4 separate regions of the Homo sapiens genome follow, and all the other regions are linked to region 2. A link is a loop called in an ENCODE intact Hi-C map of the cell type or tissue named here. Cell type or tissue: A673. All regions are shown on one strand. Links, peaks and the distances in the headings refer to the core of each region. The heading gives the core; the rest is flanking DNA.

Region 1 (8,314 bases), core at 113-8,112, 610 kb after region 2:
ATTTGAAAATACTTCCCTATTTTAAAAAATCACTTAATTCTATGGTATTTCCTGTATGTCTCTAGCAGACCTATGTTCTTTTATTGACTAGGATTTTGACTGCAAACACATTTTAAGGCAATTATTTAGTAGCCTATGTTTTTACAAACATTCATGTTCAATAGTTGCAGTAACTCTGTGAGATTGTCTTAAGAAAACCATTCCAATTTACAAAGGTAGCTTCCACGTTCAGGAATTATAATATGGCTTTTAAATCTAAATTTTGTGCTCTTGTGATTATGTGACACGATCTTTGCATTATATAGAAATCATATATGATTGCTATCAGATGCACGTTAACTTTTAAATAATAAAGCTTTCAATGAACTTTCAACTCCATTTTTCACTTTCTAAGAATCACCTAATATTTCTGACACATCTTTGTAAATCCCAGAGAGTTACTGGACCCCTGCATTATAGCATCAATATCCTGCATACACTTGAGTCACATGATAGTTTTGATAGTAAATTCTGATGGGAATAAAAACAAAAGAAATGGTATTACTCTAGCTAACATGACATGTATTATTCAATTTAATTTAATAGTATAACAATCCTGAGAACTAAGAATCACTATTCTACTCTCATAGGTGATGAAATGGATGCTACTAAATTCTAAATAATTTACCCTAGGCTTCAGAACTGGTAAGAGGCAGAAGTAGAATTCAGACACAGATAGAACCGAAGGTTTGTCTTTTTCATATGACATCAGAAGTGTCTCCTGGTTATCTATGGAACCCAATATCACGTTTGAACTTCCCAACCATCAATATACTTTTTAATTTTCTATAAACTCTGTTTAGAATTCTCTGTATTTCTTTATGACAACCAGGAAAACTTGCTTATACCATTTGAGCAGTGAAGTTAAAAATCACAGACATAACTTCAATATGAATTTTATTACTGGTTATCTGCTAGAGAGCTTGGAACATTCTGAATGGAATTAAAATGCATTTCATTGGTGTGGAATCATGAACATTTGTTAAAATTGTTTTGTAAAAAACTCCCTAGGTTTTCACAGCTGTAGAAATGCTCCCTCAAAGAAATAAGTGCAGAATGAATAAAAACAGATGTGGCATTTTTGCATATTATCAACAAAAATCTCTTTTTATTTTATCTTGTCAATGTCTTACCATAACATTATTTATGCCATTATTCTGTTCACAACAAGTGCAAAGAAATTACATGACATTTCCAGTACATATACTGGTCTTCAGTAGGGTTTTCTGGTTACTTATATTTCTCTAGAGAGTACCTTTGCACAGGAAGTAATTTTCTATGTTTTCTAACTAAAACCCAACCTTTCTGGCTGTGCACTCTGAGAAACAGCAAACATTCTCCACTCTATTAAAAGTAATTGAGTCGGAACATTTAAAGGTATTTTAAATGAATGTGCACTGAACATTCTTCAACTTGGTTCAGGAAATAGATATAAGAAAGTTTTTAATACCCTGAAATTTTTAAGAAGAGGAAATTACCTTTGGTTATTTAAAGCTAGAAAAGATTGGGTTTAAGAACTTTAAGACAACGGGCTAAAATCAACTCCAAGGCAATGAAAGCGTCTTCCTTTAAAAAGTCACTAGTGTTTTGTGTTTATAAATTTGTGCCTTCACTGTTGAATTTGTGCCTTCACTATTTAAAATGTATACACCGTATACAGGTTTAGCATTTCTAATCCAAAAATCCAAAATCCGAAATGTTACAAAATCTAAAATTTTTGAGGGCCAACGGGATGCCACATGTGGAAAATTCAACACGTAAGTACTTAACTCAAACTCTGTTCCATGCACAATATTATTAAGAATATTGCATGAAATTATTTTCAGGTTATGTGTATAAGGTATATATGAAACATAAGTGAGTTTTGTGTTTTGTGATAGACTTGGGTCATATCACCAAAATACCTCATTATGTATATGGAAATATCCCAAAATATAAAAAAGTCTGAAATCTGAAATAGTTAGGATCCCAAGCATTTCACATAAGAGCTGCTGAACCTGTAGTACTCTTTTAGGCACTCAGATGTAGAGTGAAGTTAATTCTGTATAATATAAGCTAAAAAACATAATCATTGGCAGTACCTAGTGGTAACTCAAGCTTTCAACATCATTAGAATTTGAGGATGTTAATATACCTGCACAAAACAATCCTATGTGACTTTTCAAAGATGAAATTGCACTCAGTGTGGTCAAATGAAGAAATTAAATCATGCTATGAATAAGTGATGTTTTATTAGGTAGATGTTCTAGCAAAACCTAATGCTTTACCTGAGAAGTTAATCACTTCTTACATTATTTTTCCAATTGTTTGTCTTCCCAAGAGTTGTGCTAACTTAATATTAATTTGATATATTAGCTGTATTCACTTAAAAGTTTACACAAAAATATTTTACCATTTGTAATTGTTTCAAGTTTATATAAAGAATTAAATATATTTTAACAAGCATCTACATAATTGACATGATTTTTTTCTAACCTGAAAACCTAATTATCACCTTCTTATAGAGGACAAGGAACAGCTTTGCAGGCAAATTAATGTATCCTATCAGTGGGACAGTTTGTCACTTGCTTAAATAATCATCATCTTTGTTATAAGCTTTACAGAATGAAGAAAAGAGATAGGACCCCTCTCATACTATTACACATTAAAATTAACTTCCCACAGGTTTTTCAACAGTTTCCTACACTTTCACTGTGCTGAATCATAAAGTAGAAATGACAGCATTAACTGCTTTTCAAGAGATAAGAAGCAAATATATTTCATATCAGCTTTGTCAAATAAAGTCTTCAGTCACCACACAGATACATCATATATTTAATTGTACACAAGTTAAAAAGTATGCCGCATGTTAAAATAATATGATATCATAGTGCACTAGTAAAGAGGGTATGTAAAAAGGACTGCGTTATTAACAATTAGTTGATATTATTAAGTAATTACCTAAAATGGACACCTGCCATTAATTTCTGTACAATAAAGAGCTGGCACATGCTAAAACTGGTTTCCTTATTTTCTTATCTAACTGGGTAAAGTTATTAAAATTACGGTAATAAAGGCACCTAAAATACACAAGATTTGTTAAAATGCTCTTAAAGTAAATATAGTATTGCTTGCATTTTGGAAACTTTAAAAAATAATATTCTTGCTATTAATTGCTATATTAAAGCTATTATTTCTAAACTGAATTACTTATAAATAAAAAAGATTTTTTTAAAGACTGATCTCAGTTCCAACTAGCAAATTATTTCAGACATTTTGCATTTATTTAATTTCCAATGCTGCAATTAAGAAAGAACATCAACACTTTGACTTTTAGTTGGTCTGAAGCAAAGTCCCTTCCACGTGAGATTAAAACTTGTCTTGTTCATCAAATGGGATCAAAAGCTCCTTAATTAGTAGGCTGGACTAAGGTACACAGATGCCCTTTGACCTCCTATGACAGATTGCTAACATTTTAGCATTTACAACAGACTCTCAAGTATGCCGGCTGACATTCAAATATAACTCAAATTACACTTGGTTAAAAGAATTGTATACATCTACATGAGAAGGACTACTGGTGTAAAAAATCTAAGTCCCGGCAACGCAACACAAATCAAAACAATGACTTTGCCAGTATGCTTAATAGGGAAGGACTCATCCAGTGTTCTCTGGATTGCGGGAAGTGCGGCAAGGCTGAGTGCATGTGGGCTAGCGCCCTCTGCTGGTTAGATTCTTCAACGTCTTTAAATCAAGAATCTTCAAGCCTTGATTAAAAAAAACGATGCTCTAAAGATTCTTTCTCTTTCTGGAATTAGGAATCTATGGGAAGCCTTCTAAAAATTTAAATTTTAATTCGATTTCAGGTATTCTAACCACCTGAATATTTATGTGAGGATCACAATAAAATTAGATCCCCAAATTTCTTTTAAAATTTAAATTAAAAATTTAATAAATTCTTATGACTACATAATAAGTGAACCATCTGATAAAATAGTGTAACAATAAATAAAATAAGTTAAATAATTTAAATTTAAATAAATTCTGAATAAATACCTCTGATAAAACTAATCGTTAATAATATAGTGTGCCCAGCGGTGGCTGGCAAGATGGCTGAGTAGGAACAGCTCCTGTCTGCAGCTCCCAGCGAAATCAATGCAGAAGGTGGGTGATTTCTGCATTTCCAACTGAGGCACCCAGCTCCTCTCATTTGGACTGGTTAGACAGTGGGTGCAGCCCACAGAGGGTGAGCCGAAGCAGGGTAGGGCGTTGCCTCACCCAGGAAGCACAAGGGGTCAGAGAACTCCCTCCCATAGCCAAGGGAAGCCCTGAGGGACTGTGCCATGAGGGATGGTGCATCCCGGCCCAGATACTAAGCTTTTCCCACAGTCTTTGCAACCTGCACACCAGGATATTCACTCCAGTGCCTACACCACCAGGGCCATGGGTTTCAAGTACAAAATTGGGCTGCCATTTGTTTGGGCAGACAACGAGCTAGCTGCAGGATTTGTTTTCATACCCTGGTGGCGCCTGGAATACCAGCAAGACAGAACCGTTCACTCTCCTGGAAAGGGAGCTGAAGCCAGGGAGCCAAGTGGTTTAGCTCAGGGGATCCCATCCCCACAGAGCCCAGCAAGCTAAGATCCACTGGCTTGAAATTCTCGCTGTCAGCACAGCAGTCTGAAGTCAACCTGGGATGCTCCAGCTTGGTGGGGGGAGGGGCGTCCGCCATTACTGAAGCTTGAGTAGGCGGTTTTACCCTCACAGTGTAAACAAAGCCACTGGGAAGTTCAAACTGGACAGAGCCCACCGCAGCTTGGCAAAGCCGCTGTAGCCAGACTGCCTCTCTCAATTCCTCCTCTCTGGGCAAGGCATCTCTGAAAGAAAGGCAGCAGCCCTAGTCAGAGGCTTGTAGATAAAACTCCAATCTCCCTGGAGCAGAGCACCCGGGGGAAGGGGTAGCTGTGGGTGCAGCTTCAGCAACTTAAACCTTCCTGCTTGCTGGCTCTGAAGAGCATGTTCTAACCCAATGCAAGGAAGCAAAGAACCTTGAAAAAAGGTTAGATGAATTGCTAACTAAAATAACCAGTTTAGAGAAGAACATAAATGACCTGATGGAGCTGAAAAACACAGCACAAGAACTTCGTGAAGCATACGCAAGTATCAGTAGTTGAACTGATCAAGTGGAAGAAAGGATATCAGAGACTGAAGATCAACTTAACAAAAGAAAGCATGAAGACAAGATTAGAGAAAAAAGAATGAAAAGGAATGAACAAAGCCTCCAAGAAATGCGGGACTATGTAAAAAGACCAAACCTACGTTTGAATGGTGTACATGAAAGTGACAGGGAGACCAAGTTGAAAAACACTCTTCAGGATATTATCCAGAAGAACTTCACCAACCTAGCAAGACAGGCCAACATTCAAATTCAGGAAATACGGAGAACACCACAAAGATACTCGTTGAGAAGAGCAACCCCAAGACACATAATCTTCAGATTCACCAAGGTTGAAATGAAGGAAAAAATGTTAAGGGCAGCCAGAGAGACAGGTGAGGTTACCCACAAAGGGAACCCTATCAGACTAACAGCAGATCTCTCTGCAGAAACCCTACAAGCCAGAAGAGAGAGGGGGGCCAATAATCAACATTCTTAAAGAAATGAATTTTCAACCCAGAATTCCATATCCAGGCAAACTAAGCTTCGTAAGGGAAGGAGAAATAAAATACTTTACAGGCAAGCAAATGCTGAGAGATTTTGTCACCACCAGGCCTGCCTTATAAGAGCTCCTGAAGAAAGCACTAAATATGGAAAGGAAAAACTGGTACCAGCCAATGCAAAAGCATACCAAATTGTAAAGACCATCAATGCTATGAAGAAACTGCATCAACTAACAGGCAAAATATCAAGCTAGCATTATCATGACAGGATCAAATTCACACATAACAATATTAACCTTAAATGTAAATGGGGGAAATGCCCTAATCAAAAGACACAGGCTGGCAAATTGGATAAAGAGTCAAGACCCATTGGTGTGCTGTATTCAGGAGACCCACCTCACATGCAAAGACACACATAGGCTCAAAATAAAGGGATGGAGGAAGATTTACCAAGCAAATGGAAAGCAAAGAAAAAAAAAACCAGGGATTGCAATCCTAGTCTCTGATAAAACAGACTTTAAATCAACAAAGATAAAAAAAGACAAAGAAGGGCATGACATAATGGTAAAGGAATCAATCCACCAAGAAGAGCTAACTCTCCTAAATATATATGCATCCAATACAGGGGGACGCAGATTCATAAAGCAAGCTCTTAGAGACCTACAAAGAGACTTAGACTCCCACACAATAATAATGGGAGACTTGAACACCCCACTGTCAATATCAGACAGATCAACAAGACAGGAAATTAACAAGAGTATTCAGGACTTGAACTCAGCTCCAGACCAAGTGGACCTAATAGACATCTACAGAATTCTCCACCCCAAATCAACAGAAATACATTCTTCTCAGCACCACATCACACTTATTCTAAAACTGACCACATAATTGGAAGTAAAACATTCCTCAGCACATGCAAAAGAACGGAAATCATAACAGTCTCTCAGACCACAGTGCAATCAAATTAAAACTCATGATTAAGAAACTCACCCAAAACTACACAACTACAGGGAAATTGAACAACCAGATCCTGAATGAGTACGGGGTAAAAAAGCAAATTAAGGCAGAAATAAATAATTTCTTTGAAATCAATTAGAACAAAGACACAATGTACCAGAATTTCTGGGACTCAGCTAAAGCATTGTTTACAGGGAAACTTATAGCACTGAATGCCCACAGGAAAGAGCAGGAAAGGTCTAAAATCAACACCCTAACATCACAATTAAAAGCACTGGAGCAGCAAGAGCAAACACATTCAAAAGCTAGCAGAAGACAAGAAATAGCTAAGATGAGAGCAGAACTGAAGGAGATAGAGACACACATACACAAAAACCCTTCAAAAAATCAATGAATCCAGGAGCTGTTTTTTTTTTTTAAAGATAAACAAAATAGACCACTAGCCAGATGAATAAAGAAAAGAGAGAAGAATCAAATAGACAGAGTAAAAAATGGTAAAGGGGATATCAGCACTGATCTCACAGAAATACAAACTACCATCAGAGAATACTATAAATACCACTATGTAAATAAACTAGAAAATCTAGAAGAAACGGATAAATTCCTGGACACATACACCCTCCCAAGACTAAACCAGGAAGAAGTCGAATCCCTGAATAGACCAATAACAAGTTCTGTAACTGAGGCTGTAATTAATAGCCTACAAACCAAAAAAAAGCCTAGGACCAGACAGATTCACAGCCGAATTCTACCAGAGGTATGAAGAGGAGTTGGTATCATGCCTTCTGAAACTATTCCAGGTGATAGAAAAAAAGGGACTCCTCCCTAACTCATTTTATGAGGCCAGCATCATCCTGATACCAAAACCTGGCAGAGACACAACAAAAAAAGAAAATTTCAGGCCAATATCCCTGATGAACACTGATGAAAAAATCCTCAGTAAAATACTGGCAAAGCAAATCCAGCAGGACGTCAAAAAGCTTATCTGCAACGATCACCTTGACCTCATCCCTGGGATGCAAGGCTGGTTCAACATATGCAAATCAGTAACTGTAATCCATCACATAAACAGAACCAAGGACAAAACCCACATGATTATCTCAATAGATGCAGAAAAGGCCTTTGATAAAATTCAACAGCCCTTCACGCTAAAAACTCTCAATAAACTGGGTATTGATGGAATGTATCTCAAAATAATAAGAGCTATTTATGACAAACCCACAGCCAATATCCTACTGAATGGGCAAAAGCTGGAACTATTCCCTTTGAAAACTGGCACAAGACAAGGATGCCCTCTCTCACCACTCCTATTCAATATAGTATTGGAAGTTCTGGCCAGGGCAATCAGGCAAGAGAAAGAAATAAAGGGTATTCAAATAGGAAGAGAGGAAGTCAAATTGTCTCTGTTTGCAGATGACATGACTGTATATTTAGAAAACCCCATCATCTCAGCCCCAAATCTCCTTAAGCTGATAAGCAACTTCAGCAGTCTCAGGAGAAAAAAATCAATGTGCAAAAATCACAAGCATTCCTATACACCAATAATAGACCAAGAGCCAAGTCATGAGTGAACTCCCATTCACAACTGCTACAAAAAGAATAAAATACCTAGGAATACAACTTACAAGGGATGTGAAGGACCTCTTCAAGGAGAACTGCTCAGGGAAATAGGAGAGGACAC
Region 2 (8,314 bases), core at 190-8,189:
AGATATCAATAAGTAGTCTTAAGTGAAATCTGGCTACATTACTGTATTTAAATCTGGCAAAGATTAAACTAAATTGCCACATGTAAAGAAAATGTGTGCAGCTATAGAAGGGATAAGGAGATAGAATGAGATCTTAATTGAAGGACTAAACCTGTCTAGAAATGATAACAATACTTTAATAACGGAAGTACATCACGTCCAAAATATTTTCTTTGGATGAGGGAAAGTACAGTCATGATGTTTTCATCATGTTTTTCTTTTCCCTCGAATTTTCTACATTGAAAATGTCACAAATATATGATTTGAAAAAAATGTTATTTTGAAAAATAAATAAGAAAAACAACACAGTTGCCCAGTTAATTAATTGCAACTTTAGAAGCTTTATGAAGTCATTGGTTTTAAGAAATACCATATAAATGATCTTAAGCACCAGAACAGAACATTGATTTTAGATAATGAGGAAACTCTTATTATTGATAGGGTTCCCGACATGATACCCCAAACACGATACCTCAGCATCTGAGAAAACAGCAGAAGCAGAAAGGCCACTCTCACATTCTCCCACACTTGTCCCCTGATGGAAGCCATAAAAGTATTATCTGGCCGAGCATGGTGGCCTGTAATCCCAGCACTCTGGGAGGCCGAGGTGGGCTGATCACCTGAGGTCAGGATTCAAGACCAGCCTGGCCAACATGGTGAAAAACCATCTCTACTAAAAATACAAAATTAGTCTGGTGTGGTGGTGCACACCTGTAATCCCAGCCACTCGGGAGGCTGAGGCAGGAGAATCATTTGAACCCGGGAGGTGGAGGTTGGAGTGAGCCAAGATCACGCCATTGCACTCCAGCCTGGGCAAAAAGAGTGGAACTCCGTCTCAAAAAAATAATAATTATTATTATCTAAACTTCCTCTGAGTGAATCATAAGATCCTCATTCCAGAGATGCCCTCCTTATTCCCAGAGGAAAGTAATGTCTTTACCTCTGAGGACACAGGGACATGAAGAAGAATCTGAAGCAGAAGATCTTGCGAAATTCCCCTACTTTATTACCATTAGATCATACTTTGTTCATTTATACTTCTAAGCAACTATTCACGCTTCATCAAACCTAGCATAAAAATATATAGGTTTTCCTGTTTCCTTGGGTCTTCATTTACAAAGGCTCCCATGTCATGTAAAACTTACATTAAATAAATTCACATGCTTTTTTCACATGAACCTAGCAATGGGTGAAAAAGAAATTACTTTTTTATCCCTTGCAGTTTCTGGCACCCAATAAATCTCTTCTCCCTAATACCATCCTTATTCTGCAATAGATAAAGGTCAAGGTTAGTAAAGAGATAATAAAGATCCAGAGAGGTTACCTGTTTAATTATAGGACTGAAAATAAAAACCACTTTATGAAAAACCAAAGGCAGGAAAGAATGTTCATTGACATTTAATACCGACTCTTGCCATGCTTAAACACACACATATACACACACAAACACATGCACTTTCAAGCACCTCTAATATTCATCAAGATACTCAACCAGGGCCCTGCGTGTCACTACCACACCTTGTCTCTATAATAATTGCACCTGGTCTCTATAACATCTACTGCAGAGAGTTCTTGTGTGCAAGATGATCTATGGAGTGTGGGTAGAAAAATTTAATATGTGTGTTTACACCTGCATTTTTCTCATTAATAAAAAAAGGATTAATAGTAGTATCTATTCCATATGGTTGTTTCAAAGGGTATATGAGTTAATTCACAAAAAGCATTTAAAATAGTTTGGAAGAAAGTTCCTTGATCAATACATGGTAGCAATTATTGTTATTACTATTATTATTGCTGTTGTTCATTTTTTAATTAGACACAGGTTGAGTTTTGCCTATATTTACAACAGTAACAGCAGTGATAACTACAGAAATACACTTATCTTGGGTATGCATATTCAAAAATGTTTAGATGCGTTTCATAATTGACATGCAGAAAAAAATAGCCAAATTAAATCATATCTCAACCTACTGGGTGCTTAAATTTAGCCAAGGTGAAATGCTCTTTCTATATCTTTGTGGAGTGTCTCCAGCCTGAATTCTCTTCTACCTTCTCTTTTCAGCTGAGTACTTTCTTCAATCCTCAATATAACCATCTGTGTATCTCCCTGATCCTACAATGTCCCTCTCTTCCATTTCATCTCTGTTCTCACAGGAATTATAAATATTTGTTTTATAGTACTTTTCCCATTGTATTTTAATTGGTTATAAATTTGTTTATAGTATTTGATTATAAAATACTTGAGGATAGCAACTGTGTCTTAGTGAACTTCATTTCTCTGGTGACTAACACAAAGCTAACAACTGTTTGCAGGAGAAATATTGAATGATCTCCCTTTTTATCTTGACATAGAAATTGATTAATTTCTTTCCCTGTAGGATGGTACAGGAAAAACAAAATTTTATGTATACAATTTACAAACATAGATTTCCTTTTCTTAGGTTATTAAAATCTGGCCAGAGATTCATTCCACAATGACATCTCCCTGGAGGCGACGACTTTAGTTTTCCTTCACTTCTATCTGACTTTGATGTTTGACCAAGATGTTCAAACTCTTAACCCAGAGAAGACACCTAAGGAAGCCACATGGTGTGGGAAAAAGTGACATATTTTAGTTTCATATAAAACTCCATTTTTTATGTTGGCTGTGCCATTTAGGAACAGAGATTTTGAGAAATATAAATAATTCTTTCTCTTCTTCTTTGACTTTATCAGTAAACTTAAAATTATAAAGTTTAACTCACAGCTTGCTCTTTTATTTCTTTTGAGAACATAAAATCACAGATATCTTATTTGATTAATTTCCTTATACAGGGTAGATATCACTACTGACAACCTCTATCAACTCCTTCTTCTAAAATGAGACTTGTGACTTGTGTTTTTAATTTTTTAACTGTTAGATAATTATATCATTCCTTTAAAATATAGTAAGCTCCTTGATGACACACTCAATCTCTCCCTTCTCCCAGAGTGCTTAATCAATATTTGTTTCTTGAATTGAATAGAACTGAGTGGTAAGATTTCCCTCCAATTTTGGTTATTTTCTAATATGAGAGTCTGGATGATCTACTCCCTCACGTACACAGTGCATGTGCCCTGGCGTGACTCGGCAGGCTCTGATCACCAGCCAATTTTCGGCAGCAAACCCGTATTTTTTTTTTATTCTGAGAAATTATAAAAATAACATTCCTGCCATCACTTCATCAATTCATAAAGTGACTTTAGTCTCTTGCTTTCTAATTCCTTTCATTTCTCCTTTATAAGCCTGCCAATAGCCTGGGCCTTTGCTGGCCTTACATATTTAATCAGAGTAACCAATGCTGAGGATTTTTACAGGGAATTAAGTTTGATTTGTTTTGAAACATTTATTTATTCCATATGGCATTTAAGTGACTGAATTATTTTTGGTGTTGGAATGAGGTTGCATAAACTGGATTCAAATTTAAAACAGACACACACACACACACACACACACACACACACAGCTAAAGCCCAGGAGTAGTTCTGTAGGAAATATCCACTGTAAAAGGAAAATGGACGTACAACTGAGGAATCAGATTAGGAGATTTGGCAAAATCACAAAGATAATTTTGCTAACATTGGAGTCACCAACATAAAGCTCCACAATTTAGGCCAATACTGGGTTGCACAGTATAGTGACATTGTGGCTTTCCTCCCTGGAATCACCATGTCACTGCCATGCTGTTGTGTCCTGGATTTAGCTGACTTTGGCAGGACAAGCCCTCTCTTATCTCTGGGGGGTGATGGGAGAGGGCTAAGCGGCCTCATCCAGTAAACTGCCTTTGCTTTCACAGGTTCAGGATGGTCAGGGGTACAGGCCTAAGCCCTACATTGTCCACAGTGATTAGTAGTTAGTTCAGAGGCAGGGATGTGAATGACCTAATTTTGTCTAATCAGTAAAGCCTAATACTTTTATTCAGTAGTTGAATAAAGATAAAAAGCTCTATTATTCCAGATCTTGTGGTTAGAGATAGGAACCCTGACACCACTGCGGCCATTTTCTTACTATGACAAAACAAGCAAACAGCAACAGTGAAAGAAAAGAAAAAGAGAAAGAAAGAAAGGAAGGAAGGAAGGAAGGAAGGAAGGAAGGAAGGAAGGAAGGAAGGAAAAGGAAAAGGAAAGAAAGGAAAGAAGGAAGGAAGGAAAGAAAAAAAGAAAGAAAGAGAAAAATGCCTGAGATAATTAGAGAATACAGAGCACAAGCCTGATCTTCAAATATTGTCTAAAGTCCACTAACGAAATATTAGCTGTATTGTTTAAGCCAATGTGAGGTGTATTTTTGTGGTGCTTGTGGTGGTGGTTGTTGTTTGGTTGTGGAGTTTTCTTGCATTTCGACTGGAAAAAGATCCTGATACATAAGCAGAGATGCAGAAAAATAAATCTATAATTATAAAATCCGTATGGTGGGGTTCTTCTGCCGGGCCCATTAGAACACGGTATGTTATTTCACACACTCTCTTATTGAAGTAAAATTACCCTTCAGCCCCTAACCATGCTCGGCAGGAGAGACTGTGCTGGGAAGACCACTGTTTCTAATGTATGTTACAAAGTTGATGCTAACAAGCATTTTAAACAAGTTAAGTGCATCACTGCTGTTTCGCCTTCTCGTGGTTAGAGGTGTGAGTCATGCTTCCTGTTAAGCCCAGAGACAGTGCCTGTTTGAGGTTTGATTATTTGGTAACAAAATGGAAAGCACACTGCTGCTGTGTCAGTGAGCTGGAAGCAATCAACATTTACTAGGCTTACACACATGAGAAATGCAAATAGGTTTCATTTGCTGGGATATGGGTTGGTGGCTTGACTCAAACATTTCATACCCCCAGGAAAAAGGAAGTTAAACCACAGGATTAATCCTTGACTAAATCTTGAGGCATTTTTAACCACAAATTAGAAAATTAAAACCAAAATGTATTCTGCCATTCCAAAACCAAAGAGCTAAGCTCTTACTTCAGAGGTTGGCAAACTCCACCATGTTGGCCCATTTCACTTGACTCTTACCTACCTACTGGTTTACTTTTACTGGCTTTCTGCCAGCCTCTCCAAGGCAGAGCCATGAAACCATGACTCCCAGCTGTGGAATCAGAGACTGGGTGGCAATTAGGCTTCAGAGGGCACCAGGAGCTTCCAGTGATACGTAATTGCTGAATTTCTGGGGATAATTACAGGGGGTCTTTGGGCTGTCTGGGGAAAAAAAAAATCAATCTGAAAACTCACAACGTATACGGTTACTGTATTACTGTAAGAATCATAACTTACAAAGTTAAAGATAGTTGTATTCCAACGGCATGATAATGCAGAAATGGTAAAGAAGAGGTAGCATCCATGCCATTCAAGATATAAAGTTCTCAGTTAATAGTAGTTGATAGCGATGATGCTTTTACTTTAAGAAAGCAAGAGAAGTAATAGTTCCTTGAACTCATCTTATAAACGCCTGATTTTATTCCACAGAGATCTTACCAGGAGAGTCAGAATCTTTTAAGGAAACTGCAGCTATCTGTGAGCATTATTAAGTTGAAATTCTTAATATAAAAAAAAAATCCAGACACCAGAGATTGCTTATAGTTTGTTTTAAAAAAATGAATGATTTGGAAATAAGGGATAGAGAAGTAGGTGATTAATATTGAGAACCTGTAACTTACAAGTTACTTCACAAAGTAACTTTCATTCTCACATTTAAAAAAATCAAAATTACAAAATCAGAATTTCAGAGATAAAGGATGTTAATCTATATTTCCACAGAGATTTTGTGGTATTCTAATGAATGTTTCAAGGTGTTGAAAGCAAGATGTATTCATACCTTTCATTAATTTATTCAGTAAATATTTAATGAGTGCTGATACAGTTGCAAAATATATAAAGCTATTGGGCTTACAAAAGTGGATAAAATAAAATCGAAATTTCTGTCTTCATGAAGCTCATCACCTAACAGAAAAAGAAAGCATGGAACTGGGTGCCCCTCTTTAGTATGTGAGATGCAAATTGTGTGCCCCAGTTGTCAGGTCTGGAATTTGATTTTATCCTGCTTAAAACTAATAAGTTTGCCTGTTTCTGCTTCATAGATACTGGCAGGAGACAGGAGACTCCTGGTTTTGAGACAAAGGACTTCATTAATCATGCATGGCACAGCAAGCAGCATAAGCATCAACATGTTTGTGTCGATTTCTCTTGCTGCCCCCTCCCAAGTCCATGGGGGTGGCGCACAATGCCCGGATAGATGCACAGTGGATTGTGTTACAGAGGAGGAATACTGCACCTAGGAGATCTACAATTTTCACAGTAAGCAGTAAGCAAGCCTGCTGCTTGTCATGAAGACATTACCTAATCCCCTGAGGATGCTCTCTGTAAACACAGCCCTGGGAAATGGTTCCCTTAAAGAGCAGTCAGTGCCTTGCATTCATGGCATACTGGCAAGACATGCAGGAGTCCAAGAGATCTGTGAAGGACATTCTCACAACATCAGTCAGGATCCAGAGTGCGATGCTAGAAATATCATGTTTTGACTGAAGCAAGAAGTCCAATATTTCTCCTTTCAATATTTTTCCCATCTGCTTTCAAGCCATCCAGGTATCTTCAGATTCTTATATGGGGATTCCCTTCTAGGGCAAGGGAAAATCCATTTTGCGATTGACACATTTCAGGATGCTAGCTATGAAGTGGGGTGCTGATTGCTGAGTAGAAAATATGGAAGACACAGACAGTGTATCCATAGCACAAATCACAGTAGTGGAGTCTCATTTCTGTACTTTTAAGGCCAACATATGTTAACCACTACGCTGAGAGATTCCAGCCAAAGTGTCAAATGTTCTCAAGGTTAAATTGACTTTGATTGCCTTACCCAGCAGCAAATGTGGTAACAATCTGCTTAGTCACAGAGAGGAGGTACAACGAGAGGTGTGGGTTGGCAAGAAGCTGGAATAGAACAAGCTGTACATTCAACAGAAATAGTTACTCCAATAGGACATCCTAATTCTAAATTATGAAAGATTCATGTAGCCATCAGAGTTCAGTTAATAAAAACAAAAGTTACCCCCTGCATTCTAAGTTTGAAGGATTTCAATCCACGAAACTAAAGATTTAAACAATCATAGGGAGGGGTGGGGAGCTAAGGTCAGGAAAATTGCTACGTTCAATCTCAAATGAAAGCACCGAAGGGATGGTTCTCAAAAACTCTCCCAAAAGGTGATGTAATTCTCAAGACTCTCTGGAATGTTCTCAGTCATCATCTCAGCTGCTATGGATGCGGTGTGTGCCCTCAAAATTCACATGTTGAAGACCTAACACCGCAATGTGATGGTTTTTAACGTAGGGCCTTTGGGAGATAACTAGGTTTAGATGAGATCTTGAGAGTGTGGCCCACATGATGGGATTAGTGTCCTAAGACAACAGAGCTCTCTGCCTCTCTTGCAAGCGAGGACGCAGTAAGAAGGCAGCCGGCCGGGCGCGGTGGCTCACACCTGTAATCCCAGCGCTTTGGGAGGCTGAGACGGGCGGATCACAAAGTCAGGAGATCAAGACCATCCTGGCTAACACGGTGAAGCCTCGTCTCTACTAAAAATACAAAAAATTAGCCGGCGTGATGGCGGGCGCCTGTAGTCCCAGCTACTCGGGAGGCTGAGGCAGGAGAATGGCGTGAACCTGGGAGGCGGAGCTTGCAGTGAGCCGAGATCTCGCCACGGCACTCCAGCCTGGGAGACAGAGTGAGACTCCATCTCAAAAAAAAGAAGGCAGCCATCTGTAAGCCAGGAAGAGGGCCCTCTCCAGAACTATGTGAAATAAATGCCTGTTGTTTAAGCCACCCAGTCTGTGACATTTTATTCTGGCAGTCCCAGCAAACTAAGACAATCATCCGAGCTTCAGGGCAAGTCACGTCTGTCCATATGTCTGGCTGCTTCTTCCTGAGAAGAATAACAGCCACTGCTCTTCACATTCTAAATTTCAGTCAAGTGTTTCATGTTGATGAACTCTAACCTGGCGCCTTACAGAAAAGGCAATTTTGAGAAATGTAGTTCCAACCTTCTTTCTGTGATAAAGAAAGCAATTACGATGCTGTGTTAATAGCAGATAATCCAACCAAGCCGGATGATTAAACTAGCAAACAGATAATAATAAGTGCCACATGAGTGTTACAGACTAAGTGATATGAGATTGATAATGAGATAAATGTACTTCTGATTCACCCAGGATTTGGGGTAAGCTGTGACATCCTAGAGCAGAGAACATAGTTCAAACTGTGACTGATACCACTCTCTAG
Region 3 (8,314 bases), core at 213-8,212, 60 kb after region 2:
TCAATATTACTGAGGTGTTTAGATTCAATACCTAATATAATCAGTTAGAGGTATGGTAGCTAAAAATCTTCCATTGCTTTTTTGGCTGATATAAACTAAAGTCAATTTTAATAGTAGCAGAGAAAGTATCTTTAGTAATGAAGACACAACAATTTGATATTAACTTCACCTTTCCATCAGCAGTCCAAAATGCTATTGATGAGTTATGCTACAGGAACAATAGTAGCCTTAAGCCTAAAGCTAGTTCTGGGAAGAATAAAAACTGAACTGAGAAATTCTTCATGGAAATACTCCATTTGTATGTGGGGAGTGGGAAGGAGGGGACAATTGAAGTTAGTTGAAGGTGTCCTCCATTTCTCTGTACAGTATTATCTCTGTCCAGGCTCTTCTTATTTTAGTAATTTTTTATGTGCTATGGCAACATTTTAAACTTCATCCCAACCTTCCAATGGAGTATGCCAGTCCAGCTGACTTGGAACAAGTGTCACGGACAAAGGAAAATGTTTCTACCAGGCCTGTGTCTTGTAAGAGACACTTAAGGGCTGAGAATTTTCCACTGTTGCCCTTGCATCCCTTTATCCGCCACAGCTGTTTTTCCCCAATCTTCTTTTGAACATAACTTTGGCCTCTAAATGCTCCTCTCCAACCCTCATGACAAAATCCAAGTTGTCCAAATAATGATTGCTAATTTGAAAGAATAATTCACCCATCCCCCAACCAGTTGACTTTTGCAGACATCGTTCCTCTCTCCTAAGGACCATAAAACCTCCCTCCTGCCTCTTTTCTCTAATTCAGATGCTCCTTTAGAAACCCTGAAGCCAGACATTCTTAAATAAAGGTGCAAAGCATGCTCTGGTTAATTTTCTCCAACATCAATTTTGTAGGATTGTATACAACCGGAAGGAACACGCAATACATTGGTGATTTTAAAGGTAGACATGTTTTATCTTTGCATGCTTTTTAATTCAGAAAGTTTCCCTAAAGTCTTGAAATGATTAAGAATACATTTTTGGTATATTAATCAAATGTGTCAGTTTCTTTATGTTATAACATGTCTGAGTGTCCTAATTAAAATCTATTAAACTAACCTCTTCAGGCTCAATCAGTTTAAATTCCATGCCTCGACCAGTCCAGGCAATAAAATGAGAATTTGAAGGGTCATCCAGAAGAGCTACCAAAAACTGCCAGAGCTGAAGTGATCCTCGCCGTTGGTATGTGGGTCCTTCCCGATACATTCCTGGCTCTTGTTTGATGTCTCCTAAATTAAAACATTTTTAAGTTTCTATTATTAGCAATACTATGCTATCTTACATAAAATGTACATTAAATCAATCACTAATATGGTTAAACCACAATCAACCACTTTATGGGCATTTATGAAATATATTATTACCATTAAAGAGGAATTTAAAATAGTTAAATGGTTGAATATAAATGAGCAAGCTGTACGAACTTACAGATAACTATATATAACACAGGTGCAGAATAAATCCTGTGTCAATATGAATGACACACATCATTTACTTACAAAAATATTGTGGAACTATCTTTTTTTTTAAATTGATTTCTTTAAAAACCATCGTATCTAATCAGACTTCTTTGCTTTTATTGTTAATGCTATTACCCACTGCTCTAGGCAACACTGAAGAGGGAATAATCAATCTTAAGCTCTGGGCATTTGATTCATACAAATTAAATTCTGCAAACTATAATTTATAAATATCTTATTGACCTGCTCATGAAAAACTATTGAAAATTTTAATGCAAATATTTCAAAGCAAATTTAATAGTATCCTAAACTGAGTTAAGTAATCTTCACTTTATATAAATAAGGAAAATCTTGTGGGTAATTCAGGGCATACTGCATTATCGTAGTACTACCCTTCCTTCACCGCATCATATACCTTCCTATTAAAGCTACTACTTTTTCAACTGGTAACAAAAATTCTCTCTCATTTTTCTTTATCTCTTGCTTGTACTTCACTCACTTGAATTTAACTTGCTATTGTTTTTTCTAAAAGTCCAATTTAAAAATGCATGCACGAGAGATTTCTGTAAGTATGTATTTTTAAGCACAAAAAGTTTGTGTTATATTTATTTGATATTCATATCTAGTGTAAAAATCTGTTAAATAGAGCACAGCAATAAAGGTGTTCATGTTGCAATGCTTCTGGTATAAATCTGGTCAGTTATATTAATTTTACAAAAAAAAATACAAAGTTTCATGACTTCTGATTATTTACTTCCATCTCCAGCCACATGTCTCAAAAATAGGTGGAACTGCTCACATTGGGGATTGAGTGTCTAGGGCCCTGCAAGTATGTCATTGTTAGTGCATAAATTGCTCTTCTCCGCTAAAGAAACAATCCAGACAAAATATATCTAAGCCTATGTAGTCATACTAAGTGTGCATTATAAAATAGACCAAATTGCACACTTTCTAAAACTTACCTATGGTCAGTAGAGAGACATATACCTCTTAAAATAATTACAGAAAGGGCAACATTTGAAAAACCTAAACCAAAATATAAAATGTGTGAGTCAATAGCTGCTAAAATCATTATGTTGTTTTGGTCTTAACATGATAATATAGAAGTGTATCTTCATATCGATTTCAATGACAGTTTTATTTATCTCAGTTTTTCCTTCTGAGATTTACAATGTTTTTTTTATGGGAGTAACTGAGTAATTATGCAGATAGAGTGAAACACTGTTACATTTTATAGTCTCTATATTGCTTCTGCCTATAAATGTGACTGATCACACTGACCATGTACAGTGAAAAAATAACCCCCTCATTTTTCTTTCTTCTTGTTCTACATTACTTATAAAATACAAGGCAAATACTATCTTCCAAAAAATGTTTTATTAGTGTAAAATTGAAGAGTATTTAAAAGTCGAAGGGAATAAATAATCAAGGCAGCTTGTTCCCTAAATATTAGTGTGACTTTGGCCTGTCAGATTATATTGTAATTCTGTCCATAATTTTGAGATATTTTTCTTTCTTATATGCCCTTACTAATTTTCAAGATCTCTGCAAATATGAAGCTCACCAAACACGAAAGAAACTAATGAAGGTCATTCCAAGAGTAAGAGGCTTTATATACTTTGTCTAAGAGAAAATGCTATATTTTAAGAATGCTGATGCTCTGCTAATGTTGCTAAATAGTACGGCTCACCCCTCTGAAATGCAAAGCTTAAAGCTAACATCTGTTGTAGAATAAAACCAAAAATGTGATTCCTATAATTTTTTTTTTGACCTTGAATGAATTTAGAAATCTAAAGGAGGATAAAGAAGCAGATCTTCCCTAGACTTACCAGCCCTTCTGAGAAGGGTAAGGGTAGCACAAAGCTCGGGAACATGGGGTAGTCTCCAAGCAACTAATTAGAAATTGAAAAGCAATCTGAGCATGTACATTGCTGTTTAAATAATGACAATTTAAAACTTCAGAGAGCACCCAAGTCATTATAGCCATGACCCCCAAAGTTTGTGCAATCAGTGAATCACAGGGCCCCTGCTGGTTTCCTGTCAAACGATCAAAGCAGGAAATATGAAAACCACTCTGAAGAACCACTAAATCAATTAACTGTTTACTTTTTACCCAAGCTTCCTCAAGATGCCAACTTTTGTCACCTTTGTCAAAAAAAAAATTCAATTTAACTTGACACCCTTTTCTAACATCTGAGACCTCTGCATTGCAATAGCAAGTGATATTAAAAAGGTAATGCTTTCCTAACTCCCTTTTAAGCAATTACAAAGTCATGCTACATTAGTAACATACATCTTCCCCAGTTAAAAAAAAAAAAAAAAAGGGACTAACAATCACTAACTAAATGGGCAGTTATGTTGTTCCTGTGTTCCATAATGCATCTTTCCATGAACAATGAAAGAAGAGAGGCCGCGTTAGTCATCGGTCCATCCACAGCAGCACGTTTTCTGCTCTGCTTTGTTAATTACAGGATCAGCTTTCAATAAATCTCGAATAACAAGCTGCATGTGCTCAGCAGGGCAATGGAAAGCCCCCTCTTACGCTACACAAAGCTCAGCAAGAATGATGCTCTTTGTCTATTTCTCCAAAAATGAACTCCCTCCTAACACAAAAGAAAAGGTTTCCTACTGGGGCAAGGAAGAGATAAATTGTAATAGGTCAACGTTGGCTAAAATTAAGTGCATGATGAATTATGTGCATAGGAATCTTTAAGTAGGGATGTCCACTGTTTTCAGAAGAAGCGAAGGTAATCACTCCATCTTTAAAAAAATCAGAACTTGAGGCAAAGTGTAAAACCTACCATCGAATTTTTCTGGGACAACACAGGTGTCATCATAAAACTGCCTGGGGCCCTTTTCAAACATACAGCCTGTGGATGAAAAAGGAATACATTTATTCATGATAGAAATGAAGCTCACAAACACTTAAAATATAACCATTTAACATAAAAATTGTGATAGAAAATGACTCTGCCACCACCTTTCAGTTCCTTGAGCCCTGGACACATTATTTAACCTCTGTGCCTCAGTTTCCTCATCTATTAAATGGGATGACAGTAACACCACTTATCATGTTATAGGGTTGCTGTAGTTTAGAGTGATGCCTAGTACACAGTGAAATATAAAAGTTAGTTATTTACATTGTTAACTCAAGCCAGAGCTCACCTAAACATTGGCAAGGATTTATAACGTATCGTCTCCTTTTTTAGATTCATCTAAATTTTATTGTTCAATGAAAAAGTGAGAAAGCAAGGTGAATTACTGGTATTCACATTATATTATTAGTCTGATGCTCTGAGACAGATTTATTTTATCCTCTTACTTTCTTGTAAAAATATTTAGATGGGTTAACCTTCCTGTACTCAATTAGCAAGATAAGAGGAAAAAAAAAGTTTCCCTTTTTTTTTTTTTTTTTTTGCTGTAAGGTAAGTCCACAGAAAAAAATGCAAAATAAATCAACAGCTTTTCATAATAATGTCCTCTCTCAAATATCCTTCACTGTGAACTTTCGTTGTTGCTATCTGTGATTACCAGGAATAAATTTCATAGAGTTTACTTTTATTTCTCAAATGTATTGGTCTTTATGGTGGGTATATAATACTAACAACAGAAGCAACAATAATTACATTGCATTTGTGCAAAACTTTTAATTTCAAATATTTTACATTTACCATCTCATACTACCCTTTAAAATTCTACTAATATCATTTACACAAAATAACCAATATTAGACCTAGCCTAAAAGAATGCATCCAAGTCAATCCTATTAAAGAGATGTAGAGTGTTTAGGTTAGGAACCATGCACATATTTCAGAAATCCTTTATTGAGGATTATATCCAGACGAAATCATTTTTACCATTACTTTTTAGGTATCAAAGTCCTTTACAGGCAAAGCTTTCCTACCACGGTTACCACAAGCCTGTCTATGAGAAAACTCTTTCTCTAGGCCTCCTATGTGAAATCTCATTCATATAAATTATTTGTCCAAAAATATAAAATCCAGAACATTTAAAGGTGAAAACCTTTAAATCGATGGCATTTTACTCCAAAACTATGACTAGGTCTGTAAAAGCAAAACCAAATATTCCTCAAAGATACATTTCAGTAGTAGTAAAGTGGGCTAATCTATAAAGCATATGTTCTATTTTAAAAGGATGTGGTTGTTGGCAAAAAAGAACACAGAAATCCACTTTTCAGTTGTTTCTACGCATATGACTCATGTTAACAACAAGATACCACTACTTGAAACATCTTCTTTTTACTTTGGAGATAGTCTTAAAACAATTGCTTAGGGAACATAAATGATTTTTCCCAAATAATATAATGATTAATTAAATGACGTCATATTTGGGATGTCTGATTATTCTGAACGGTATTTACACGGAATTTCAGTGGTGGACAACTTAACTTCTGTTCTGCTGGGATGAGCCAGGAAGCCTTCTTGCCTCATATAAATGGAGTGGCAGCTAGGCACTTCTGAAAGAGGAAACAATATTGGTCAAAAAGAGTCTGGAGCTGAAACGCTGCGGTTATCAATGGACAGGGTGCAGACAGAGAAGATACAGAAACGGACACAGGTTCCAATGTGGGGAACATGTCAACATATAATCAACATTTCAGGCAGGGCCCACACATGAAATGAAAGAATGAAGAGTATATATCTTGGTGAATGCTGATTCTCTTGAATAGGAAGGTGAATTCAAAGTTTTACCCAAATAAACCTTGCTAAAAGTCAGCTCAAACAGCAACCCACATGAATGAGATGGTGTCCTTGAAACAGGGTCACAAGTTTTAAATATGCATCAGGACATTTAGCAAATAAATTTGTATAATCCCATAGCATTCTATGAATATAGCAACATTGGAAATATTTAGAAGCTTTCAAGTTGAAAATACTGTAAAATGTATTATCAAAAGTTTTATTATGCTATTATACTATGCCTTCTTCATATGAAGTATTATGAAGCATATAATTCTGACCATATAAAAGACAGAGTTAACACTGTTTCCTGATATCTGCATTTATAATAGGGTTGCAGTATAGTTAATCTTTTGGGTTACCAAATAGTTAGCAATCCATTTTAGCCCAACTTCTTAACCAATGGTACTTCAAATTAATTTTTAATGCTATTTTGATTTATTCCCAGACGTAAGGTCCCTTAAAGCAGCTGGGACTGGAAGGGACAGTGTTAATAACTCTGCCATCAGCTCAGCAGCTGCTTTGAGGCAAGCATTTTGTTGAACTAATGTTGACACCCTGCCACAAAATACTTTTATTGACTGCTGCACACCTGGATTGCGGCTATAAAAACAGCTGGCTGACTCTGGAGGCAGCCAGAGGAAAACAGATAGGCTAAACTCTATTACATATAAGTGTGACTAAATGCAGTCTTTCCTTCCCAGAGTGGGAGAAAAGGAGGGAGAAAGGAAGTGCAAACATTTCTGAGAAATTCACTATTTAATGTCAAAGAACACCTTATAAAAGTGTTTTAACATATGACAAAATTAGCATAACCCTGGAAAACTAGATATTTGACATCAAATTTGAGATCTGATGGATAATTTCACTAATACCATCTCTATTCAAATGGCTGATTTGTTTATTGCTATATTTACTTTATAACATTCTTAATAAATTCTAATCTATGATATTTAAGATATACTGATTTAAAATTCATAATAAATTAATAACATATAATAAGGTTAATGCCAGAATCTCCATTACACTTCCAAAGGCCCAACTTGTGAACTCAAAAAAGCAATGGATGGCAATTTAGAAATATATGGAATACGACTGTGTTTTTGCCAATTGCTGTTACTATTTATACTCTAGTGTAAATAAAATTAACATCTAGCTCTTAAAATGGATACACTTGGCTAGCATTGTTTAAATCTGGTCTATACTTAAAATTGGTGTCCTTTATACAGTCCAGAGAAGCCTGAAAAAATATGGCTAAGGGGAGATTATCCCCATAAAGTAAGTAAAGTCATGTTATCCTTAAGTGATATCAGTTAATTTATGACTATCAGAGTGGGTCAGACTCTAATCAAATTGTAGAAACATTTCCAAAGTGATTATTCAATCAAATGACTAACATGGTTAATTAGGAGCCATAAACATTGCTCTGAAGTTCATCAAAGTAATGACTTGCCCAGAAAAATTACTGCTAATTAAATTGCCTGCTGCTTTCATTTCTACCTTATCTAATAAAAAATCCAACCAATGAAGTTTGGCATTACATTTTAACTTTTGTTAAATGCTTGACTATGATCCAAACTAGCTAAGCGGCGACTTCAAAGGCAAATGTTTTGTGGCAGAGGAAGGAGGCATTGCATATGCATTCAGTTCTGTTTCTTCACGAATAAAATGTACAAAGTTCAACAACCGTAACAAGCTGTAGTTTAACTCATGCAAAAATATTAAGATGACAGCATATTCACACTGTCCTATTATGCATCCACAGATTATAGTTTAAGGATCATTAGTACAAGTACAGCACAATGGTTATAAACAGGCACCTTGTCATCTGATAGAACTGATTTTGAATCTCAGTTCTGACATTGCATGGGAGTATGACATTTTGTTGTTATTTAACATCTCTAACTCCCAACTTCCTCATCTGTAAAGTGGGAATAATAATAATAATGACATCCTTAAAAGGGTTGTTGGGAGGACCACGTGGAGTAAGTTATGTGCAACATTTCGCACAGTATCTGCACACTGTAAGAATTCACCATATGGGACTTATTATTAATAACACTATTTTTAAGTGATCCTCACAAGTATTTAAACTGAGTACTTTAACCACAGTACTTAAAACTAA
Region 4 (8,314 bases), core at 305-8,304, 570 kb before region 2:
TTGGGGATATCATGAATAAATTTATATACAGGTTTTTACATGAACATGCATTTATATTATTGTGGAATAAATATCCAAGAGTGCAAATGCTGACTTTTATGTTTACATATTTAGATTTATAAGCAATTGCCAAACTGTTTTCCAAAATGGCTGTACCATTTTACATTCCCACCAGCAATGTATGAGTGATCTAGTTTCTCTACATCCTCACTAAGATTTGTGTTGTCACTACTTTTTTTATTTTAACCATTCTAATAAAAGCATATGCTATCTTATTGTGGTTTTAATCTGTATTTCCTTAATGGAAAATAATATTGAATATCTTCCTATGTACTTATTTTCCATTTCCATATTCTCATCAGTGAAGTGGCTGTTCATATCTTTTGCTCATTTTCTATTAAATTATTTGTTTTTTTACTTGAGTTTTCATATTTTTTAAATGCTACTCCTTTCTCCAGTATGTGTTTTGAAACTATTTTCTCTCAGTCTGTAGGTAGCTTTTTTTTCATCCTCTTAACGAATGAAACATCCTCTGTCTTTCACAGAGCAAAGGTTTCTAATTACAAGGTTTAACGTTTCAGTTTTTCCTTTTATGGATCAAGCTTTTGGTGTCATCTAAGAATTTTTGCTTATCCCTAAATCTCTAAAATTATGTCCCATTTTTTCCTACAACTTTTAGTGTTTGTGTTTTAATCTATTTTTTTCAGGGGCTTTTTTGTTGTTGTTTAATTTGTGAGGTATAGGCTAATATTCTTTTTGTTTGCCAATGGAATATAATCTATCCAACATCATTTGTTGATAAGATTATCTTTTCTCTACTGAATTGTTTTTGTACCTTTTAAAAAACTGCACAAGTAAATATGTTTGGCTAATTTGAAATGTCTTAAAATAGAAACGGTTACTTTCAATCTTTTAATTCATATTTCTCATCTATAACCACTAGATGGCGAGATTGGCTTTTATAAGTTTATAAATTATTAGCAACAGGTCCCTGAAATTTTTGATATGGCCTTAGTGAAATTTTATACTCAGAGCTTTAATGTATTATAGTTGTTAAAAAAGTAATTTTACAAAAAGAGCTCTAAATATTTAAGGAGAAGTACAATATTAGTTTATTTTAGAATGTTAGAACCCTCATTCAGTTTTAATAGTGAACTTAGAAAATGAGACAGAAATTAGGCAAATGTTAAGCACTAAGGTAGTGTACATGTGAGTCCTCATGCGTCATTTTTCAAGAACTGTATATTTTTCTAATTCACAGAAAAAATATAAAATTCCTTGATGAATCTTTTAATAAGTTGTCTTTTTTTTTACATTTTTTTCATGTGTATGTCCATACTTACATATTATAGGCCTTGATTTCCAAAAAAAAAAAAAAAAAAAAAAAAAAAGCCCTTTCAATTAGAAAGATGTTTATTGACTTTGAAGACAAAGATATGAAGAACAAAGATTTGTCAAAGTGAGAAGAAATCTGTTGGGAAACATTTGTATTTTGCGATAGCTCTGTGAGATGTCTGTAATTTTTTACTGAAATATTTGAATCCATTTCATTAGTGTTAATTATTATTAGATATACTTATGTTAGTAAAATGAATACATGCATTGGATTGTGCTTCCAGTTTGTCATTTACCTAAAAGAAGTGTGGGAGTGCTCATTACCTGATGACATTGAGTAGTATAGCGAGCAAAACCTGGTTAAAATAGAAAAAAAAAAATCCATGTGTTTCTTTAATAGTCCTTCTCACTGTTCTATATGTCTGCTAATTATTAAATATCATTTTTACATTTTTTCTTGAGGAAACTACTTATTTAACATGGAAACTTATCTAATGAGGTATTGAGAGAAAGAGGGAGAGAGAGGTGTTCTGATGCATTTTTCACATACTCTAGAAATATATAAGCTATACTACATATCTACAGAAGTATAATTATAGTTTTATAGTTATAAATATAACAATTATTTTTTTAATTGCCAGATTTTAGGCTATGTGGAAAAAAAATTATTTAATTGCTGAAGCTATATTTAATTTTCTCATCATTTAACTTTTAGAGACATCAGTTTATTAAGTCAGCAATTGCTATAAAGCACTTTCTTCACTCAGCTTCATGAATACCATTTTATCATTAAGTCTTTAAAAGATCAATGTATAACCATGTGGCATGATGGAAAATCTGGGCTTAAGACAGGTTCAAGACCTAGGTCTTTCATTTTAACTTACTATGTAATTAACCTTACGTTTTAAAAAATTCTGTTATGTACCAGGCACTATAATAAACTCTTGAGATAGATAGATAGATGATAGATTGCCAGCTACATGTCCCAAGTGTTTATAATAGCTATCGATTTATCTATCATCTGTCTATCAATCATCTGTCTGTCTGTCTGTCTGTCTGTCTGTCTGTGTCTTGCTTCATCTTAATAATGACCCTACACTTCAGGTAATAGTACTCACATTTTATGGAACAGAAACCATGGCTCTGCAGGTTTAAGTCACTGGCCTGGGATAACAGAGCTGGCCAGTGGCAGATGGAGTATTTGAACACATCTTATTCTGAAGCCTACTTTACCTCAACTTCATCCTTTTACTACTCTGGGCTAGCTCCATCTATGTCATCTGTAAAATGGGCAAATACAAGAACATGAATCCTAACATACTTCTGATTCTAAAATATTCCTCTCTGGTGTTGTGAGGGAAGATTTTCAGCTCTTTCGGAGTTGACTTAGTTCCCCAAGGCATTCGTTTTACCAAAGCAGCACTCACCAAGGTCAAGGAAAACCTTTGAAATTTCCAGTTAAAAAAATAGACATGCATATATGTATAAAATATCCTCTTATGATCTTTGATAGTATTTAGTATTTTTACTGATTAAAGTTTTTTTTTCTTTTTCTGGGATAAGAACTACTCCAAGAACATGACAACTAGCAGAAAATGAGAGCTGAAGTAGTGTGATGAAATGGAAAGGAACATTTCATTAGTAACTGTAGAGAAAGGAAAAATGAGCTGTTCTTGCTCATAATGTGGATCCAGTAGAAAGTACCAGACCCAATAAACAAATAATTGATTAGAAATATAGCCAAGAACATAGATTCCAAGAGATACCTTTTATAATCCAGGATTCTGTTACCTGATTTGGTTCCATAATAAAAACAAGCACTTACTAACAATTATACATGACATTTATGTTATTTTATACTCTGCAGAAATCTACTTACTGTATTCTTTCTCAGTCTTATTTCAAGCAATTAAAAAATTGTTTGTCTTGTCATGTTGAAGGTCTCAGTTAATGTAAAGTTAATAAAACCGAATCCTTGTCCTGTCCCCTATAATAGTGTAGAAGGCAAGAATAAAAACTCAATTGTCATATATATGTGATTTGTTTATTCTTATAAAGATATATAAATATATAGTGAATTAGTAATAATGAGATAAGCTTGTCCTCTGAGCTTTCCAGCCACTAGATGGAGAACATGCTTTGTGAAATAGTATATGAGAATGAGGAAATCAAGCCAACTTAACTTTGCTGTCTGGGCAAAATTTGTTAATTTGGGTCATATATTAGACTTTTCTGTTTTAGTGGTCAATGTGGTTCAATTTTAAGTTAGGGCATAATTTGCACAATAACTAAAGTTGAAATTAATACTCAGAAACAAACCATACTCTATTTAGAACTAAAATCCATTAAGTTGTCTGAATTACAGGAAGAAGCTGACCAATGAAGATAAAGCCAATTTGTTACATTGGAACAGCTGAACTGGTGAAAAAATTAATATAGCATCCAGCAATCAAAGGATAGGATTAAACTCCAATGAAGTCACTTTGTTTCGTTTTTAACTCTTAAGAAGATCGTTAGCCAAACTGTTTCAAATGGCACCTGGGTTAACACTATCATGAAAATTTTTTTGATCTAGCAAACTTGAAATAATGGCTTCACATTTCTTAATTTCCAGCTTTTAAGCAAATTATTCTGGACTTTGACATCAGTGATCTATGTGGATAGTAACATAGCTATTTTAAATATGCTTGCTCATCCCTCGACTAGTCAAAATTAGGCAGGAAAATGTTATGCTACGGCAGGCAGCCTTATGATGACTGAAATTATAGAAATTACATAAAATTATGTCAACAAATGGCAATAACTTGATATATCAAAATATAGATAACTCTTTTAAGATGTAATTCTGGCCCTCTTAGTCAAGCGTTTATCTTGAGGGGCCATATTGGCAACTAATTTATACAGGACAAAAGTAAAAGAAGAATCTCTATGAATAGATGGGCAGTGATTGAGTTTAGGTGCCAAGGACAATGCTGAATTTTGGGGCAGTTTTTCCAGTGTTATTGTCCAAGAATGGGAAAGTAACTTTTGCCAAGAAAATTCAATGTTCTACAAGCATAACACCATATGTATATGGCAGAGTCGAGTTGATTGCCATGATTATCTCTCTAGTAAATACCATCAATAGCCTCTACATTAAAAATAAAATTGGAATGTTGAAGAACACAAGTACAAAAATAAAGCCTTAATAAACTAAATTACATTAAAATGATGTTTTATTATTTTATGTTGATTTTATATTATTGCTCAGGAAAATGGACACTCTGCATTTGCCAAGTGGAATAACACATACAAAAGCCCAAGTATATGAGGGTAAATGTTTTCCAAATGTCAAAGTTCTGTAAGAGGATAGCATTTAGTATTTTCTTGTGTTGTTAGACTAGAGAACGATTTCACAATTAGCAGTTTGTCAGAATCATCTGGAATTTTTTTTTACATTTTTATTTTCTTTTAATACAAATACCTTGGGTAGAACTGTAAATATTACAATTTAATAAATCTTATGGGTTTCTCAGGATATTCAGGCCTGGAAACCTTACATTAGGCCACATACCTTCTTCCCAGTAGGGTTTAGACCTTGTCTGCCATTGTAGCATCTGTGCCCAATACAAAGCATAGTCCAAAGTAGAATCTTAGTAACAGTTCAGTAAATAGATGATTAGGGATACTCTCAGCAGTAATAGCAAGTGATACTGTTCTAATTGCATGAGTAATTATTGTTCTTATTCTTCATTTTCTCATTGCTGTATCCCCAGTGCCTTTTACATGATCTATAATAGAGAAAAAGCTAATGGGTACTTGTTTAATGAACAGGTAAACATTCAGAATGCCCTAAAAATGCAGATGTTTCTACCTGAGAATCAACACATAGACCTTGTCAAATCCACAATCAAGCTTTATTTATTCAAGGTGCCATGTTTATCACTTACAGGGATGGCTTCCAGCCACCTGAGCCTTCTCCCTCCTAATAGATTTATCCTTATCAAGATTCCCTGAAATACTGAATGGTCCTTGACTGCTAGAATTTTGACAGAAGTTGGAATGTAGTAACCCATACTAAAAGTACTGTTAGTAATTCAAGAAATACAACGGTAAAATTGGATTTCAACCTTTTAGTTTTATTCCTGTGTACACTTACTTCATGTTAGGAAGTGCTAAAATAAAGCAATACAATACCTATTACATTTGCTTGCAGCAGAAAAATAGGTGACATGTTAGTTTTTTTTCCCCTCACCTATGCAGTTCTGTCTGTAATTTAGTGAGATGACTAATGGCTCAAATACAGAAAAGCCAACTTTAAATGGATTATTTTGTGACTGTCTCAGTCAAACACTTCATGACTGCAAACATTTTTATTCCACTAATTTAATTGTTTTATTTTGTTATTCAAAATTAAACTCAGAAGAAAAGAAACTTACCTCTCAAGTCAACAATGAATCTTCCTCCCATTTGAAGTGGTATTAAGAATGTACAAGAAAGTTTGTTTCTTTGTTTATATAGCACTATCTAAATGTTGTTTCATCTGAAATAAATTAAGCAGTTCCACAGCCCCACTTTGGAAACATACACCAACTTAATAAAGACTGGATATGAAAGTTTCGGAAATGTAGGGAACTTAAAAATTAGGAGTGTCCCATTCATGTCTGTAATAAGACTTTTCAGGGAAGGGATAGTCGGGAAGAGAGTCCATATGATGTTGAAAGTCAATAAAATGTCCGAGAACCAGAACAGCTCCTTTTCGTTCTTTGGTGACTATATTGAAGACTTTGTTAAATCATCACTTTAAATTTGTGAAGAGGTAGAATTCTAATTCAGATTTTCCCATTCCCATTGCTCTCTTTCGTAAAAGTCCCTGTCATTTTTTCCAAGCCTCCTATTCTTCCATGTTATGCCTCAGATATTACAGTCTAGGATGACTGATACAAGTGCCTAACAGCACATAATGTTATACATCATCTGTAGCTTGTACAGTTTTTATTCCAAAGGTCCTTTGCTCAAACCTTTAATTGACCAACTCAATCTACAAAGCTCTGTGCAGATACCACCTCTTCTGGGGTTTCTAACTCACTCTAGTTGACTTGCAATATTTTCCCATGTGTTCCTTTAGCTTCCTATGCATGCATTTACAACAATGGTTCTCAACTTTGCTGAATCATGAAAGGATATCTGGCCCCCATACAAAATAATTTTCTATTAATTGGACTAGTTTACTGCCTTAGCATTGGGATCTTAAAAGCTTCCAAAGTGATGCTAATACACAGCCAAGGTTGAGAACCACTGTTCCATGGTTTTATCTTATTTTATTGAAATTTTCTGTTTGTATGTCTGAACCTTCTGTGTGGTCAAGAATTATGCCATGCTGGCTTGGCACAGTAGCTCACTCCTGTAATCCCAGCACTTTGGGAGGCCAAGGCGGGCAGATCACCTGAGGTCAGGAGTTGGAGACCAACCTGGCCAACATGGTGAAAACCCCTCTCTACTAAAAATACAAAAATTAGCCCGGCATGGTGGTGGGTGCCTGTAATCCCAGCTGCTCGGGAGGCTGAGACAGGAGAATCGCTTGAACCCGGGAGGCGGAGGTTTCAGTGAGCCAAGATGGCGGCACTGCACTCCAGCCTGGGCAACAAAGAGCAAAACTCTGTCTTAAAAAAAAAAATTATATCATGGTTATTTGATTTACAGAATTACTGCCAAATAGCATATACATACCCAAAAACAGTTGATGACATAAATTGAATTAATGAGAGAGAGCCTAGAAAGAATCAGATTTGAGGAAGTCATGAGGATTCCTTTAAGCGGTTGAATGTGAATAAAAAGAGAGAAATAGTGGGTGAGGGCTATATAGTAGATAGGCTGTTCCTTAAATTAAAACATGGTTATATTTATATGCAGAAAGCAAGTGAGGGAGAAATCAATGAAATTTGAAAGCCCCTAAGAAGAGAGCATAGTTATTTAAGTAGATAGGAGAAAGAGAAAAATACAGATTCGTATGCATTTAAACTCATAAAGGAAGAAAAAACATGGCCCAGTCAAAATTTCTGTACCATTCCTTTATGATAAGAATATACAAAATGCACTGAAGAATTAAAAATGAGAAAAACAACATCCTTAAATTTGAAAGACAAGGTTACCAGTCACTCCACTAACCCAAAACAATGCAACATTTCTAAGAAGAGGCAGTATCTCTGTCATTGACTTTTCCTAGTACAAGCCAGTCCCACAAAGTATAAGAATTTACAACAATACGTATAAAATTAAAGTGCAAACAAGTATGAACCAAAAACTTAAGGAATGAAACTCCCGAAAAGCAGTATGTGTGATGTCTTTATTTTGTAAAGATTGTGTTTTCTATTACCTCATTATGGTTTTCTGCTTTCTGTATACCCTGCTTCTGCTTTTTATTTTTTTCTTTATTTCTTTTATAAAAAGTCCTCTGAGACATTTAATTTGCAGAGCACTAGAGAAAAATTTCACCAAAAATGAGGAAGTAAAGTGAAATTTAAACAATGACCTTCCCTTTCCTCAGACATACACACGTGTAACAGATTTATACGCCTTATTGTAAACATTCTGCTACATCTTTCCTCCACCCGCTACAAGGAGTTAGAGAATCTGCTTTTAACAAGGAAGATAAATGTACCAAATGTCACTGAGCCTCAGGGGGATCAGAGATGGTAAAACAAGTGGTTTAATGTTCTGATTTTCTTTTTCTAATGCATGCACTGAGTTATATTTTCAACCAATCTCTGAAACCACACAGCAGAGTCTGACCTCTGTGTGGGCTAAGAAACATTCGCACCAATGAATCAAGCAGATAAACAATCATTCTCTTATGGTAGGTATGTGAATGGTTTCAAAGGAATGATGTCAATAGATGAGGATGACATTTCATTGTATTGGATAAGGACTATTTATGTGCAACACAGCAATGATATTTATATAGAACTTTTATTTCTAAGCTGGTTTCTTTTAAGCACTA

Evidence for each region. A loop is a pair of places that touch in the nucleus more often than their neighbours do. Peaks named below come from ENCODE experiments on the same cell type or tissue, not always from the same donor. Only the 100,000 strongest peaks of a DNase experiment are listed, where the experiment ranks them.
Region 1: it touches region 2 in a loop (5-fold over the local background); 4 of 110 quality-filtered maps call a loop at or near these places.
Region 3: a loop joins it to region 2, with 5 times the contacts of the local background. A loop is called at or near these places in 4 of 110 quality-filtered maps.
Region 4: it touches region 2 in a loop (4-fold over the local background); 2 of 110 quality-filtered maps call a loop at or near these places.

Annotation. Positions count from the first base shown.
Region 1 is chr7:14,454,284-14,462,597 of GRCh38, forward strand. All of the region lies in intron 21 of DGKB (diacylglycerol kinase beta), which reads right to left. Among named protein-coding and RNA genes, the nearest start is that of DGKB, 440 kb to the right of the region's middle. In A673, for the core only: a CTCF peak has its summit at 3,744 (motif pointing left); a DNase peak (open chromatin) is centred at 3,708; H3K4me3 peaks cover 317 bases.
Region 2 is chr7:13,845,585-13,853,898 of GRCh38, forward strand. No RefSeq gene overlaps it. Among named protein-coding and RNA genes, the nearest start is that of ETV1, 140 kb to the right of the region's middle. In A673, for the core only: no CTCF peak of the experiment used is centred there; DNase peaks (open chromatin) are centred at 3,977, 4,787 and 6,307; H3K4me3 peaks cover 526 bases; H3K27ac peaks cover 4,476 bases.
Region 3 is chr7:13,905,342-13,913,655 of GRCh38, forward strand. It overlaps ETV1 (ETS variant transcription factor 1), which reads right to left. Exons shown (of 14, transcript NM_004956.5): 10 at 5,898-5,966; 11 at 4,291-4,359; 12 at 1,089-1,258. Among named protein-coding and RNA genes, the nearest start is that of ETV1, 80 kb to the right of the region's middle. In A673, for the core only: no CTCF peak of the experiment used is centred there; DNase peaks (open chromatin) are centred at 3,530 and 3,940; H3K27ac peaks cover 3,524 bases.
Region 4 is chr7:13,279,101-13,287,414 of GRCh38, forward strand. No RefSeq gene overlaps it. Among named protein-coding and RNA genes, the nearest start is that of ARL4A, 600 kb to the left of the region's middle. In A673, for the core only: CTCF peaks have their summits at 939 (motif pointing right) and 3,439 (motif pointing right); DNase peaks (open chromatin) are centred at 971 and 3,461.